Linked DNA regions of Homo sapiens: region 1 is linked to region 2. Evidence: chromatin loops called from intact Hi-C (ENCODE). Cell type or tissue: heart right ventricle. All regions are shown on one strand. Each heading gives the region's core, and the rest is flanking DNA. Links, peaks and the distances in the headings are about the cores only. Region 1 overlaps OR9Q1 (olfactory receptor family 9 subfamily Q member 1). Region 2 overlaps OR9Q1 (olfactory receptor family 9 subfamily Q member 1).

The links. Hi-C counts contacts between places; a loop is a spot of excess contacts. Peaks named below come from ENCODE experiments on the same cell type or tissue, not always from the same donor. Only the 100,000 strongest peaks of a DNase experiment are listed, where the experiment ranks them.
Region 1: a loop joins it to region 2, with 2.8 times the contacts of the local background. A loop is called at or near these places in 2 of 110 quality-filtered maps.

What each region holds. Positions count from the first base shown.
Region 1 is chr11:58,091,914-58,100,262 of GRCh38, reverse strand. All of the region lies in intron 2 of OR9Q1 (olfactory receptor family 9 subfamily Q member 1), which reads right to left. Among named protein-coding and RNA genes, the nearest start is that of OR9I1, 29 kb to the left of the region's middle. In heart right ventricle, for the core only: no CTCF peak of the experiment used is centred there; no DNase peak of the experiment used is centred there.
Region 2 is chr11:58,175,037-58,183,385 of GRCh38, reverse strand. It overlaps OR9Q1 (olfactory receptor family 9 subfamily Q member 1), which reads right to left. Exons shown (of 3, transcript NM_001005212.4): 3 at 1,770-3,955. The coding sequence starts at 3,941. The coding sequence ends at 3,009. Among named protein-coding and RNA genes, the nearest start is that of OR9Q2, 9.9 kb to the left of the region's middle. In heart right ventricle, for the core only: no CTCF peak of the experiment used is centred there; a DNase peak (open chromatin) is centred at 3,562.

The sequences.
Region 1 (8,349 bases), core at 316-8,315, 83 kb after region 2:
GCCATATGCTGTCTAGAGATCCTTCCATTGAGAGTTAGAGTCTACAATAAATGTGGCAAAGTGATGTTGTATGAGTTCTGAGCCAAGGTTTCAAGAAGACTTACAGCTTCTGCTCTCACTCTCTTGAAATGCTGCTCCAAGGGTTAGCATTCTTAAGGATGAGAGACTACCTGGCGTGGGAGAGCCAGCCAACCCAGCCCACCTAGCTTTGTAACCAGCCTACACTATGTGGAACAGAAACTAAGGCACCCCATCTAATGTGATTTACAAAATATTACGAGTCAATAAGTGTGTGTCATTTTAAGTAACTAAATTTGGGAGTAGTTGATAGTCACCAAAAGGATGTATGTTGTAACTTAAGCACAGCTATTTTAAAAAATGATTCAAACAAGTATGGCTAAAAAGCCAAAAGACAAGCTAAAACAAAATAGTAAGGAAAAAACATGATTGATTCAAAAGAAAGGAAAAGAGAAACAAGAAAACAAAGAGAAAATGTGACAAATAGAAAGGAAATTCCCAGATAAAAAACTTAAACTGGGTCACATCAGTAATTTCATTAGATGTAAATGGATGAAGCCGATCAACCAAAAGACAAAGACTGCCATACTATTAAAAATAAGATCCACCTATATGCTACTTGCAAGGGACACAGTTCAAGGAAAAGGACACAAATGGGTTGAAAATAAAAGAACGGAAAATTATATGCCACACAAACACTAAGCATAAGAAAGCCAGGGTGCCTATATTAATGTTAGACAAAAGAGACTTTGGAACAAATAATATAACCAGAGATAAAGAAAAACATTTCATAATGACAAGATGATGAATTTATCAGATGGACCATAACAACCTTACATATCTGTGCACCCAATAACATAGCTTCAAAATACAATAAGGTATAATGTACAGAAATAATGTTATATATATTATGTTATATGTTTTATATATTATATTATGTTATATATTTTATATTATTTTATATATTATATATAATGTATAGAAATATATAATTTATAGAAAGAGTAGGCAAAAAATCATTTAGGATAAATAAGATTTGAAAAACACTATTAAGCAACCTCACCTATTTGATATATAGGAAATGCTACATCCCAAACCAGCAGACTTCAAATTCCATTCAAGTGTATATAGAATATTCACCAAAATGGATCACATGTTGGTCAGGTTTAATAAATCACAAAGGATTGAAATCAAACCAAATATGTTATTTTACCACAATGGTATGAAACTAGTAATACAAGTAATTAATAACAAAAAGAAATTGAACAACACACTCCTAAATAACTCATGCATGGATGAATAAACCATGCATAGGAATAGGAAAATACTTTAAAATCAACACTAGTGAAATAAACATGAAACTTAATGGGATGATTCTAAAGTAGTGTTTAGAATTCTAAATGACTGTAGTAGGAAAGAAAAATCTAGAATCAATGATCCAAGCTTCCGACTCAAGAAGCTAGAAAAAGAAAATCGAATTAAATCCAAAGAAAATCAAAGAAGACATAAGAACGAGAAGACATCAATAAAACAGAAAACAGATGAATGTCAATTATACCTCAACAAAGCTGCTAATAAAAATAGATTATTTATTTATTTATTTGTTTATTTTAGACGGAGTCTCGCTCTGTCGCCCAGGCTGGAGTGCAGTGACGTGATTTCGGCTCACTGCAAGCTCCGCCTCCTGGGTTCATGCCATTCTCCTGCCTCAGCCTAAAAATAGATTTTTAAAACTCCAACAAAGTTAATTTTTGTCCCTTGAAAAGATTAGTAAAAGGCATAACTACCAATAATGTAAATGAAAAAGGGCATTACTACAGATTCTATTGATATCATAAAATATGAGATATTGTAACTAGCATGACAAAAAAATTTGACAAGTCAAAAGAAACAAATTCCTTAATAAAGTTAACTTTCATAAACTAAAACAAGAAGAAATAGAATCTGAATAGTCACATATCTGTTAAAGAGTCATATATCCTGTTAAAGAAATTGAATCTATAATTAAGAACACTTCACTCCCACTCCATCCCCACGACGGGATAAAAAACCCCGGGTGCAGATGATTTCTCTCAAACATTTAAGGAAGAAATGCCAGTTCTATACATATTTCTTCAAAAAATAGAAGAGGAAAGAGCAATGTTCAACTTGTTTTTTTAGTTAGCTTTATTGAGATTTAATTGATATAAAGAGTTTTGCCACATATATACACAATTACCGTAATCAACATAAAGGACATATCCATCACTCCAAAAAGTTTCTTCATGCAACTTGGTAATCCATCTCTCTCCCATGCTCCATTTCCTTACAAACGCTTATCTGCTTTGTGTCATTGTCGATCACTCTGCATTTTTTACAATTTTACACAAATTGAATCAAAAGTATTAACTCATCTTTGTTTGGCTTTATTCAGCATAATTATCTTGGGATTTATCCATGTTGTTGCATGCACCATTAGTTCTTTTTGATTGCTGAATGGAATTTCCTTAAATGGATATACCAGAATGTGTTTACTCATTCACCTGCTGATGAACATTTAGATTGTTTTACATTTTTGCCTGATACAAACATGGCTGCTATGAACATTCATGCAGAAGTCTGTGTGTGGATATATGACGCCATCTTATTTGTCTTGAGCAAATAGCTAGGAGTGGAATACCTAGGGTTTTATGGTAGACAAATGTTTAAATGTTTAAGCAACTGCCAAACTATTTTCCAAAATGGTTTTACATTTGACATTACAACAACAATAGAGAGTTACAGTTTCTTCGTATGGCTTCCAACACTTGGCATGGTCCATATAAAATTGTATGACATTGGAAAGTATTTGCCAGTTTCTTATAATGTTAAATACACATCTAACCTATGCCCCAGTAATTCCCTTTCCTTAGTATATATGCAAGAGAAATGAATGCACATACTCATTCAAAAAGGCTTTTATAAGAATGTCCTCAGAAGCTTGATTCACAACAGCTCAACACTGAAGACAACCCAAATGTGTATGGACAGAATAATGGATAAACAAACTGTAGAATATTCATATTTATACATACAACGACATGGGCAAATCTCAAAAAATATTATGTTGAATGAAAGAAGCCAAGGCCGGGTGCAGTGACTCACACTTGTAATCCCAGCACTTTAGAAGGCCAAGATGGAGGATCGTTTAAAGATGGGAGTTTGAGACCAACCTGAGCAACATGGTGAGACCCCCATCTCTACAAAAAATATTTAAAAATTAGGCAGGGCACAGTGGCTCACACCTCTAATCCCAGCACTTTGGGAGGCCAAGGCAGATGGATCACTTGAGGTCAGGAGTTCGAGACGAGCCTGGCTAACATGGTAAATCCCTGTCTCTAGTACAAATACAAAAATTAGCCAGCCATGGTAATGGGCAACTGGAATCTCATCTACTCAGGAGGCTGAGGCAGGAGAATTGCTTGAACCCGGAAGATGTAGGTTGTAGTGAGCCGAGATTGCGCCACTGCACTCCAGCCTGGGTGACAGAGCAAGACTCCACCTCAAAAAAAAAAAAAAAAAAGAGACTGTCTCAAAAAAATAAAATTAGCCCGGTGTGTATGGTGCAGGCCTATAGTCCCAGCTACTCAGGAGGCTGAGGTGAGAGGATCACTTAAGCCCAGGAGGTAGAGGCTGCAGTGAGCTGATAGTGCCACTGCACTCCAGCCTGGGTGACACAGCAAGACTCCATCTCTAAAAATTAAAACATTATATATTACCAAAAGAAGAAAGAATCCAAACACAAGAGAACATACTCCATGATTTCATTTATACGAAGCTTAAGTAGGCAAACTAATTTATAGTCATAGATGTCAGAATAGCGGTTGTCTGTGGAGGGTGGAGGAAGAATGATTGTCTGGACAGGGACAGGAAGGGATTTTCTGGAGTGCAGAAATCTTTAATAGTTTGATCTGTGTGGTGGTGATATGCATGCATACATATTTTTTAAATTCATTCAGCTATACATGTAAGATGAATGTATTTTACTGTATGTAAATTATACCTCAATAAAGTGCTGTCAGCATAAAACAGAAAACCTGTATTTGGTAGTTGGTTCTCCTGAAAAAAAAAAAAAAGGGAAAGGAAGAGAGAGAGAGAGAAAATGAGGGAGAAAGAAAGAGAGGGAGGGAAAAGTATATTTACAATTTCATGGCTTTCCAGAATAGTCTTTAAATACATATGTTGTCCAGGCATTCCAGTCAATGTAACATTTGTCCCAAATTTTTCATTTTTTTTATTATTAGTTTTGTAACTTTCAGTTTATACCTCCAGCTTCTACCACACTGAGACCTAGTATGGTGTGAGACATGTATGCATGGAACAGAGTTGTCACTTTGATGCGTATTTAAGTCTAAATGACAAATCAATCATATCTTATCTTGATTTTCCTGATTCTTTCCAGACTAAAATCTCTTGTCTTAAGAGAGCACTGATATGGTTTGGCTTTGTGTCCCCATTCAAATCTCATTTTGAATTGTAGTTCCCATAATCCCCACTCGCCATGGGAGGGACAAGGTGGAGATCATTGAATCATGGTGGTGATTTCACCCATCCTGTTCTCATGATAGTGAGCTAGTTCTCATGAGATCTGATGGTTTTATAAGGGGTTTCTCCCTTCATGCAGCACTCACTCTCTCTCCTGCTGCCATATGAAAAAAGACATGTTTGCTTCCCCTTCCACCATGATTATAAGTTTACGAGGCCTCCCCAGCCATGCAGAACTGTGAGTCAATTAAACCTCTTTCCTTTATAAATTACCCAGTCTCGAATATTTCTTCATAGCCACAGGAGAACGAACTAATACAAGCACACAAGATGCTCTCTATTAAAAATATGTATATGTCAGACACAAGGATCTAGGGAGGGCTAATTTCTGTGGTCTAGGGTGGCAGTAAGAGAATATCTATGCTGCTGCTCCTAGCAGCCACCTGGTGTACCAGCCAGTTGTATTATGGCCCATGCCATAGCATGGAAGATGCACAAAGCTGACAGGTTTTCCATTGGCAGGCTTTTAGGTATAAATGAAAAATGTGCAGAAAACAAGAACTAAAAAGCCCTGCTGTAGAAAATCTAGAGGGTAGTTTGAAAGCTCTTGCTACAGTGGTTTGGTCAGTTTTTGTATGATACAAAGCCACAGCAATATATTTTGTTTGGTAACCTTTTGTAATTTTGCAATAAATACTCTCAATAGCAGTAAACTCAAGAGATAGAAGTGCATGTTACTCAACAAAATTGACGAACATGTATTTTGCACAAAATGTTTGTCAGAGTCTATCATCCCTTGTGGAAGTAATAGTAATGTCCATGAGGATTTGAAAACTAGAAGATAAAAATCTGTTGAAGATGCATGAGGATTTGCTTTCAAAGACTGTGCCTGATGATAATGATTTAAAACACAACTATAGCAGGTGTGTTTACACGTCATTCTGTGAACCATGACTTTTCATTGAAATCAAAGGCAATTTTGTTCATTTTTTAATTTCAATTTTTTGTGTTCAAAAAGAATAAAGCAATACTTAGTAAAATATTGGTTCTAATAGCAAAAATAATATTTTGGACACAGTGAAATGGTGACAGTCATATAACATATCACTAAATGTTTCAAACAGAAAATCATTTAAGTTATTCCAATAATTTGATTTTTGCATTCAATTCAAAGTAAAGTGGTTGAAAGTTCATTCTGTCAGAGATAAAATATCTGACATTATTGTGAGTATTTAAATTCAGCTGGAAAACATCAACCTTAGAAACAACACTGTTTTGTTGTAGATGTATTTTGAGGGCGGTATTATATAAACTTAAAAGGTACATGTGTAATTTTCATTATGTGGATAGATTGTGTAGCAGTGAAATTGGGGCTTTTAGAGTATATATCACCTGAATAATTTGTACTAAGTAATTTTCAATCATCCATTCTGCTCTCACCACACCCACCCTTCCAAGTCCTCAATGTCTATCATTCCACAGTCTATGTCTATGTGTACACATTATTTATCTCCCATTTATAAGTAAGAACATTCAGTATTTGTCTTTCTGTGACTGACTTGCTTAGTTTAAGATAATGGCCTCCAGTTCCATCCATGTCACTGCAAAAGACATGACTTCATCCTTTTTATGGCTGAGTAGTATTCCTTTGTGTATATATACCACATTTTTAGTTCAGTCATATGTCAATGAACACTTAGGTTTATTCCATAGCTTTGTTTTTGTGAATAGTGCTGTGATAAACATATGAGTGCAGGCATATTTTTGATGTAAATATTTCTTTTCCTTTGGGTAGATATCCAGTAGTGGGATTGCTAGATCAAATGATAGTGCTATTTTTAGTTCTTTGAGAAATCTTCATATATTTTTCTAGAGGTTGTGCTAATTTACATTCACACTAATAGTGTATAAGCATTTCCTTTTCTCTGCACCCTTGCCAATATCTGTTATTTTTTGTCTTTTTTTTTTTTTTTTTTTTTTTTGAGATGAAGTCTCGCTCTGTCATCCAGGCTGGAGTGCAATGGTGTGATCTTGGCTCACTGCAACCTCCACCTCCCGGGTTCAAGCAATTCTCCTGCCTCAGCCTTCTGAGTAGCTGGGACTACAGGCACCCACCACCATGCCCAGCAAATTTTTTGTATTTTAAGTAGAGACAAGGTTTCACCGTGTTAGCCAGTACGGTCTCAATCTCCTGACCTCGTGATCTGCCTGCCTCGGTCTCCCAAAGTGTGCCTTTTTAATAGTGGCCATTCAGACTGGTATGAGACAATATTTGACTGTGGTTTTAATTTGCATTTCTCTGATGATTAGTGATGTTGAACATTTTTTCACATGCTTGTTGGTCATTTGTATGTTTTCCTTTGAAAAATGTCTGTTCAGGCTTTTAGCCCACTTTTTAATGGAATTATTTGGTATTTTTGTTGTTGTTGAGCTGTTTGAGTCCCTTGTAAATTCTGGATATTAGTCCTCTGTCAGATGCATAGTTTGTAAATATTTTAAATTCAAATTTCAGTGAAATATAACATCATGATAAAAAATATTTTTATTGAATTATGAAATCTATGAAATACATATATTTGGAATCAGTGTGGTATGCATAATTTTGAAGTGCATCTAAACAAGTTATGATTGTCTTTCCATCAAAATAGAAGCTATAATTGCTCAAATTTACAAACATTTTTAGAATAGACAGAGTTAGAGAAGTTGAGTTACCAAATTTTTTTATCAACATGAAATTAGATACAAAAAAAAACAAAAATAAACAATAAACCCTTCTGCAGGGCAGTGCTGCAACTCATTGTTGCTTTCCTGCCTCTAATCCACAGGACCGGAGAAGTGTTTAAGCTTTTAAAATATGACTCTGTAACTAACCTACAATAGTATTGAATCCACTCGTGAACATTTTCTCAAAATTCTAGTTGTATTTTCTTCAAAATCAGTTAGAAATCTTTAGTCTTTTGTCACAAATTGTGGTAAATAAAGCACAAAAACATTCAAATTTTGAAGACATTAGCAAATTCCAAATATTGAAAACTGATCTTGCAAACTGGAAAGCATCAAAATTTATCCCCTGTATAAAAAGGAGAAACGAAAAAAGAAGCAAAAGCAGTGCATGACATGTAATTCTGAAAATGCATAATTGTGGCTTAGAATATATCGACTTGTAGCAAGAAAACTGTATCTTTTGATATAGTTCCCAATTTTAATTGAATGAACTTATATTTTGAATTAAAATAAAATAGTTGATAGCAACAATCATTTTTTCATATCTAAATTTGATGAAACATTCAAAATATATATTATTATGTCTTATAAAATTAATGAAAAACATTCTAACTGGAAAGCAAAAAAATTGCACATCAAAAATACAGAAGCTGAAAATTTTTTACAGTTCAGTGTAAAAAAAAAAATTAGAATTAAGAATATCCTTCATTTAAAAAGCACTAAATGTGGAAAGGAAAAACTGGTACCAGCCGCTCTAAAAAACACACAAAAATATACGACACTATGAAGAAACTGCATTAACTAATGTGCAAAATAACCAGCTAGCATCATGATGACAGGGTCAAATTCACACATAACAATATTAACCTTAAATGTAAATGGGCTAAATGCCCCAATTAAGAGACACAGACTGGCAAATTGGATAAAGAGGCAAGACCCATTGGCGTGCTGTATTCAGGAGATCCATCTCACATGCAAAGAAACACATAGGCTCAAAATAAAGGGATGGAGGAATATTTACCAAGCAAATGGAAAGCAAAAAAAAAAAGGCAAGGGTTGCAATCCTAGTCTCTGATAGAACAGACTTTAAACCAAGAAAGATCA
Region 2 (8,349 bases), core at 63-8,062:
GATGCAGATGGATGCTACCATTGCTATTCCCTTGTGAGCTGGATGTCCAAGGTTTCTCTTCGGAAGACCTTGTTATTCTCCTTTTAGGTACTATAGCCACATTCAAAACATCCCAGTAGATGGTGTTTCCTGGTTTGAGTAACCTGGATTTCCCTTAAGCAGATTTCCAAAAGCAGATTTTTTCAAGCTTTATTGAGGTATAATTGCTATGCAAAAAAAATACAGTTATTTAATATACATTTTGGTGAGTTTGGACATACACATATCATATATCTGTCACCTCCAAAAATTTTCTAATGTTCTTTTGTGGGTTTTCTTTTTTGTTGTTTTCTGGGTTTGTGATTTTTGGTTTGGTTGCTTGATTGGTCTTTTGGTGGTAAGACTATTTAGCATGAGATCTATCCTTTTAACATGTTTTAAAGTATTCAATATATTGTTAACTATAGATATTATGTTGTACAACAGGTGGCCAGAACTTATTCATCTTGCATAACTGAAACTTTATGCTGATTGAACAATTCCCCTATTTCTTCCTCTCCCCAGCTGAGGCAATCACCATGCAACTCTCTGCTTCTATGAGCTTGACTTAGGTTGGTGAAAAGGTATTGTGGTTTTGCCATTGAAAGTAATGGCAAAAACTGCAATTCCTTTTGCACCAGCATAATATTTTTGGACACCTCATATATAAATCATGCAATATTTGTCCTTCTGTGACTTGCTTATTTAACTTAGCATAACGTCCTCTAGGTTAATCCATGTTGTCAAAAATGGTAGGATTTCCATTCCAGAATTAAAATAACTGAACAAAAAGAACCACAGGTTTTTTATTTGGATGAGTTCAACACAAGGTATAGCAGAATGTAAGGAAATATTCACACCTATTTACAATCAGGTAACTTCCCTATTGTCAACTTTTCTTAAAAATGTCATAATTGAACCCCGACTCATCTTCCATACCTAAATGGAAAGCATTTTTTAACTTTTCCTGAGCTCTATTTATAGACTAAAAAGTAGATGATGTTCCGTATACAACATGGGGTTTCATGACCACTAGTTCCTACAGCCTTTTCACTTAGCCCTTCCTTCTTGAACATAAATCTGCAGATACTTGTTTAGAATTTAATCAGAAGGAGGCATTCATTTTTTTTCTTCTACCTGGCAACTTATTCTCTTAGTAGCCCCTTTCCATTCATCGTGTACTTCCTGACTTCTGGTAGATTCTAAGACAGCAAATAATTCCTTAGTATACTGCTTTTATTCACACAGACACAACCAGGAGGGAATTTCATATCACTGATTCAAGCTTTCCAACATTTCTTTAACATTTTTTACACAACCTGTAACACAATTGACACATATACTATTTATTAATCATCCCCCTTAGTAAAGCTATAAATTTTAAGCCTGGGTTTTCACAACCAGACAAAACACTATTAAAGGGATAAAATATTTCTTGTGAAAATTACAATATGTACTTTAAAATATTCTGTCTTCTAGAATAAATATAATGTCTTTAAAGATTCAGATGTGTTTTATTTTACTATAAGCCACCTTCCATTGAATATCCTTTGGCTACCTGCATGCTGAGTCTCCCACCTTTCACATATCTTCTTCCCATTTAAAGTCTTGTAACTGGAATTCTGTGTTTCACACAGCATTTTTGTCTGGCTGAGTTTAAAATCATCCTAGGTTTGTAAGATACCGTCACCCTCTCCCCACCTTTCCCTTTCCACAATTGTTTATATCAATCACATACAGGGTACCCTGGATTTTTTGTTGTTGTTGTTTTGGTTTTGGATTTTTTTTTTTTTTTTTTTTTTTAGTAATCCAGGAGACAGGAAAAGAAGTTTGAGTTCCAGGTATAAAAATTTGTTTAAATGAAAAAAAATTAATAGATGGGGCCTGCTCTCTTCCAGTGCCTTGGGTTTGATTGAGACAAGTCCCCTGTGATTAGAGAAGTAAAGATTAAGAACAGACAGATTTTGTGAGGCTTTGGATGCAGGCTGAGCTGCTGCAGAGTGCAGGGACCCAGGATAGGCGAGGACCACCCTCCTGCCTATCGCCATGTGGAATGCAGCAATGTTCTGCCTCCCTGAAGGAAAAAGCTTTCAGAACACAGAGAGTCAATGTCTATGATACAGACACTGAAGACGCCATTATGGGCAGTGGGAATGGTATAACTTTGCTAAGTGGATTTTTAGTCATGCCATATGACGAGAGAGAACTGTAATAGGTAGGAAGAAAAAGAACAGGGCATATATCCAGAGGTGATAGCAATTGACAGACATGTTATTGTAGGCATTGTTAAAAGTTTGTGTGAGGCCTTCTTGAGAACTACTACCAGAATATTAAGGCATACCTTGAGTAGGGTCAGCTTTGCTAATTGGATCATCAAACGACCATAGTTTGATCATTAAAAATAAATGTAATCTAAATATTGAATCCTAATTGATGATATAATTCTGAAGTGCATAGAAGTAAAGGGTACTAATGCTGATGTCCGGAACTCACCTTGAAATGAATCAAAAAAAGGTGGTTTGATGAGTGAATTGATTGATGAATAAACTCACGGATAGATTACATCTATGTAACCAAGTAAAGACAGCAAATATTAGCAATTACACAATCTCAGTACTGAGTATAGGAAACTTCCTACATATTATTTTTAACATTTCTATATGATGAAAATCTTTCATTAAAAATTTTGCAAAAAAAATTACTCTTATAATCACAGACAGGTGAAGTGTGCCATATTTGGATTGCACAGGCTTTAATTTCAAATCCTTTTGTCACTTGTCCTGGGAATCAAAACTCCCACTCCAATCTCTTTTCAGGTTGACTTTTCCTTGTCTTCCTTCCTCTCCCTGGAGCTAAAAGTTCTGGTTCTTTTTTATACCTAGTACCATAATATATTCATTTAAACATTGAGCATGCTATAAATAATGAGCGTCCAGAATTCTGACACTACAGAGTAGGTGGTTCTCGGGATTTTCCAAGTTTGGAGATGGTTAGGACAACTTGGCTCTATTGAGAATTTTTCTCAGGGCCTCCTTCACTTCCTTGTTCCTCAGGCTGTAGATGAGGGGATTCAACATGGGGATGACCTCTGTGTAAAGCACAGACACTACCCGATTCTTCTCCGAAGACTGATCTGAGTTACCTCTCAAGTACATGAAGATGAGGGTACCAAAGAAGAGTGACACAGCAGTGAGGTGGGAGGTGCAGGTGGAGAAGGTCTTGGCCTGGCTTCCAGCAGGGATCCCCATGATGGCCACGATGATAAACAGGTAGGACACCAAGATCACCACCATGGAAGCAGGGATGACAAAAATGGCAAACATAATAATCAGCACTTCTTGAGTGTAGCTCTCCCCACAGGTCAACTTTAACAGAGGAGGGAGGTCACAGAAAATAAAGTCAATCTCACTGGTTCCACAGAAGGAGAGAGTGAAGGCTGAGACTGTCCGCACCAAGGCACTGATGAGACCAGCAACGTAAGCCCCAGCCACAAGACTCAAGCGGGCCTGCTGTGTCAGGATGGTGACATAAAGCAGGGGCTGGCACACAGCCAAGTAGCGGTCATAGGCCATGAGGGCCAAGAGGTAGCAGTCGATGGAACCAAAGAAGGTGAACAGAAAGAACTGAGCAGCACAGCGTGTGTAAGATAAAGCTGCCCCATGCTCCAGCAGCACTGCCAGCATCTGGGGGACAGTGATAGATGAGTAGCAGACGTCCATGAAAGCGAGGTGACTCAGAAGGAAATACATTGGAGCGTGGAGCTGGTGATCCATGAGGATCAGAATAATCATCTCTAAGTTCCCCAATACGGTGATGAGATACATAAATAAAAACAAGAGGAAGAGAGGGAGTGCCCATTCAGGATATTCAGTGAATGCAATAAGGAGGAACTCGGTCACCAAGGTGAGGTTCATCTCTGCCATGACACCAGTGGTCCCTGAGACATGTAGAATGGGAAGCAAGTTAGGAAGGTGCAAATAGGATTTACCTGTATTTGTAGTTCACATTTATTGAAAATGTACTGTGGACAAAATATGCCAGGTGTGCCAGGTGCTGTGGCTCACACCTGTAATATCAGCACTTTGGAAGCGAGGCAGTGGGATCACTTGAGCCCAGGAGTTCGAGACCAGCCTGGCCAACATGGTGAAACCCCATCTCTACTAAAAATGCAAAAAAAATTAGCCATGCATGGTGGTGAGCACCTGTAATCCCAGCTACTCGGGAGAGAGGCACAAGAATCATTTGAGCCTGGGAGGTCAAAGCTCCCATCTTGGCAGTGAGCCGAGATGGCACCACTGCACTCCAGCCTGGGCAACAGAGTGAGAGCCTGTCTCTCTCTCTCTCTCTCTCTCTCTTTCTTTCTTTCTCTCTCTCTCTCTATAATATATAAAATATATATTATGTATATTATATGTAAATATATATTATATATAAATATATAATATATAAATATATAATATATATAATATATAAATATATATATAATATATACATATAAAATATGTCAGGTGTGATGTAGGGCTTCAGAGATGACTGATCTTAGCTCCTGCCATCAACGAAGTCCTGTGGCATAGAGTCATCTTAGCATGTTGACAAAACAGATACAGGTAAACATTCTCAGAACAGGGGTGCACATTCTCGCACCTCTATTGCTAAGTAGCTGTGTGAGCTCTGCAAGCCAGATAGCCATTCTGAGCCGAAACTTCCTTATTGCTCCACCAAGTGTTGACACATGGTCTCTTGCCTACCATTGTAATATCCGTGTCAGGACTCTATCCCTTTTTCTCCGTGACCACAACTCCTCCCTGATATCAAATCCTCTCCAACTGTCACCTGGATTAGAACAACATCCGTGGAACTAATTATTCTCCTTGTCTATATATTTGCTTCTTCCAAATTCTTCCTCCTCACTGTGGTCAGAGTGATAATTCTAAGACATTAATTTGATCACATCTGATTCCCCTGTTAAAAATCATGCCACGGTGCCCATCATGGAAAGGATATTTTTGGAGAGTCCTTGTGATAATTTAACGCATCCATATAATTTGTAAAGATCAAATCAGAGTAACTAGATGTCCACCACCTTAAATATTTGTCTTTTTAAAGTTCGAAATACGCAAATTATTTGCCTCTATTTTGAAATATGCAATAGATTACTGTAATCTGGGATGGGATAATATTTTGACTCCTCCACATGTTGGAAATGCCTCTGTGAGATCTCCTCTGCTTATTTCTTCATGTTCCTTTCTTGCTTCTAAATCCTGATACCCACAGCCACACTTCACCCTCTCACGCTTCTCTCCAGACGTATTGAATTATTGGCAGCTTCTCTAATCTCCCCCAGGTTCTCCTACATCTCTGCACTTTCAACAGGACAAACCCCTTCTGCCTAGAACACCTCTTTTGCATCCTCCAAGTCCTAGCCAACTCTTACCCTACCTTCAAACCTCAACCCAGATCGCACTTTCTACAGGAAAGTTCTCTCCTGTCTGCCTTCCCTGGTCAGAGCACGTGCTCCTGGAGCTCAGCACATGGTAAAGGTTTAATATTTTCTCATGGAATAAAGTTACCAAATAATATATGAGGCACCTTGCAAAGGGAAATGTGCTATACACATGTTCAATGAATTACTTTTATTTTTGTGAAAGTGTTTAAAAACAGAAAATGCCCGAAGTCTAAGAACTCACTAAAATTGATCAACAGTCACGAAGCCCATAAGCCATTCTTGGGTTTATACTTTTTTCCTCAACCTAACAATGTGCTTACTTAGCAGAAAGCTGTTACCTTCATTAGAGCCTCTTCATTTACCAAAAATGCTTTTATAAGAACTGATATTGTCCTTAATAATAGAAAACAGATAAACACTATTCTAAATTATTTATATATTAACTCATTTAATCCCCACAACCACTACATGAGGTAGGAACTTTTCTTATCCTCATTTTACGGATAAAGAAACCAAGAAAGAAAGGGCTTAAGTATCATTCCCAAGGCTGCACAGCTCAGAAGTGGTGGAACGGCCATTAGAAACAAAACTGTACACAGAATCTCTGTTTAGTTTATAGCAAGATTTTACTGCATCACCTGATTATTCCAACAGCCTCTACTCAGAAGGTGTCCATCATTAATTAAACAAACATAAATACCAGCTCTGCAGTCTATTAATATCTGAAGACTGATAGAGGCTTTTGAGCTAACAGTAAGTTCTTTGGCAGAGTTGTAGTGCAACAGGATAGAAAGGACATTGGATCACCTTTAAAGCATAAGACTTTGGCAGCTATGATTGTGTCAGACTGACCTATTGGGAAAAAAATGATAATTAAAGGAAATTGGATCTGGTGATCTGAATGGAGCAGGAACCAAGAAAACCAGGTCAGTTTCTTCACCTGAATTCCACATCTTTACCTGGCAGGTCCTCTTCTCTCTTTGTCCACTATTTTTCCTTAATGTCTAAAAGGTCATTTCTCACCCACTGCTTGGAGAAATCCTAAGGGTGTAGGGGCAAAAGTATTCTGCTGAGCATCAGGAAGTCTGGGTGGTTCTTGTTGCCCTCCCAGACTTGCTCAGTTATAATGCTAAGCAAATCTCCTGGAGCCACAGTGTCCTCTTCCCTCCTACATTCCTCACACACATGCACACACAATGTGTGCATCAATATGGGGACAATAATAACTTCACTGCCTGAAAGTCAGTCCCTGGACCCTACCATCCTCAAGATCCTTCTAGCCACTTCTTTTCCGCCAAAGACACCGTTTTATTCTTTGTGTTTCCAGATCTGCAAAATCTGATTAGGTTGCACTCTTCACTGGTTTTTGTTCAATTCCAGGCAGGGACAGCAGAGATTGGGGAACAGCCTCTTCCTGTGGGCTCCCAGCTCCAACACAAATCTCTTTGGAGAAGACACTAATAATTGCTACAAAAGCTCTGAGGTCTCCAATCAATGGCTAAAGTGTTCTCTAAGGAAAGGCAATTATTGCACATGTAGGTTTCTCACTAGGCACCTACATAGGAGGAGAAAAGACTTTCTTCCCAGTCACGGTTCTCAAAGCCCTGCCATGCACCCACTGAGTGGGGTTTAAAAGGCCTGAATCCTAGTTCTGCATGGTCCTTTGAGGAGTTAGATGTATCTAACTTTAATTTCTTCCATCAGAACAATGTCAGAAGTTATGCCCATTGCCACCTTCACCACTGTGGCCATATCTGGAAGAAGAGTGCTTTGGAAGCACAGGACTTTGCTCCACATTACCCAGGAGGGCCAACTGGGTACCCTACACAGAAACCTCAGCAAGACACATCATGTCTTCTGTTTGCCCTCTCTGGGAGTCAAGTGCCTCATTAAAATCTTTCCCTTTTTTTTTCTTTAAATGCAAATGAACACATGGAGAAAACAAAAGCCTGGGATGTTGCTCAGAGGAGAAATTGGCAAGTTTGTCTTATTGGCATAGCTTTTGCCAGCTCTCTACATCTTTGACACAATAGTATTGTTTTAGCCACAAATTCATAGGCATTTTGTTGAGTCATTGAATTTTGACATGTCTCAATTCAAAAAAAAAAAGGAAGATAAGGAAAAACAGAATAATTGCCCTCTTTGACAATTATGATAACCAAGAGAAAATGGAACCATGTGGTACATTGACTCGTCGCTGTGCTAAGAGTTCTAAAAGAGAGCAAGAGATGTGAAATGAAACAAAAAAAAACCACAATGCCTACCTATGAGGAACATGCAGCCTAATAGGTGAGATTCTTATCCATTCTATAAGATAACAAGTACTAAACTCCTAAGCAAGGAGTAGGTACAGTACTATGGGAATAGTAGTATTATGGGAATACTATTCCCTCTACTATGGGGATAGTAGTAAACAATCAAGAAGCAGGTAAGTTACTAGGGCAAGATTACTTACAGGTAGGGTAAACTGGGGAGGGCTTCGCAGAGGAGGTGGACTTTGTCAGTTCGGACAGAAGAGAGAGTGGGAGAATGATGGGCAAAACTCTTTAGGAAAGGGGGTCAGCACATATATGGGCAGGAGAGCCCAAGGGATACTCCAGGGACAGTGAGTGACATTGCTCCTGACCTTGAGACTGTCCGCTACCATCTGACTCCACTGCTTTCTCCACTGAGAAAATCTTTTGTTTGTATTTCTCTTTTCCCAGTTCCAAAATCTTCCAAATCCCTATCCTACCCAATCCACTGAGAGGCTAAAAATTTTTATATATTGTTGTGCGTAATAATCTAAATCTCCTTTTTTTTTTTTTTTTTTTTTTGAGACAGAGTCTCACTCTGTCGCCCAGGCTGGAGTGCAGTCGCGTGATTTCAGGTCACTGCAACCTCTG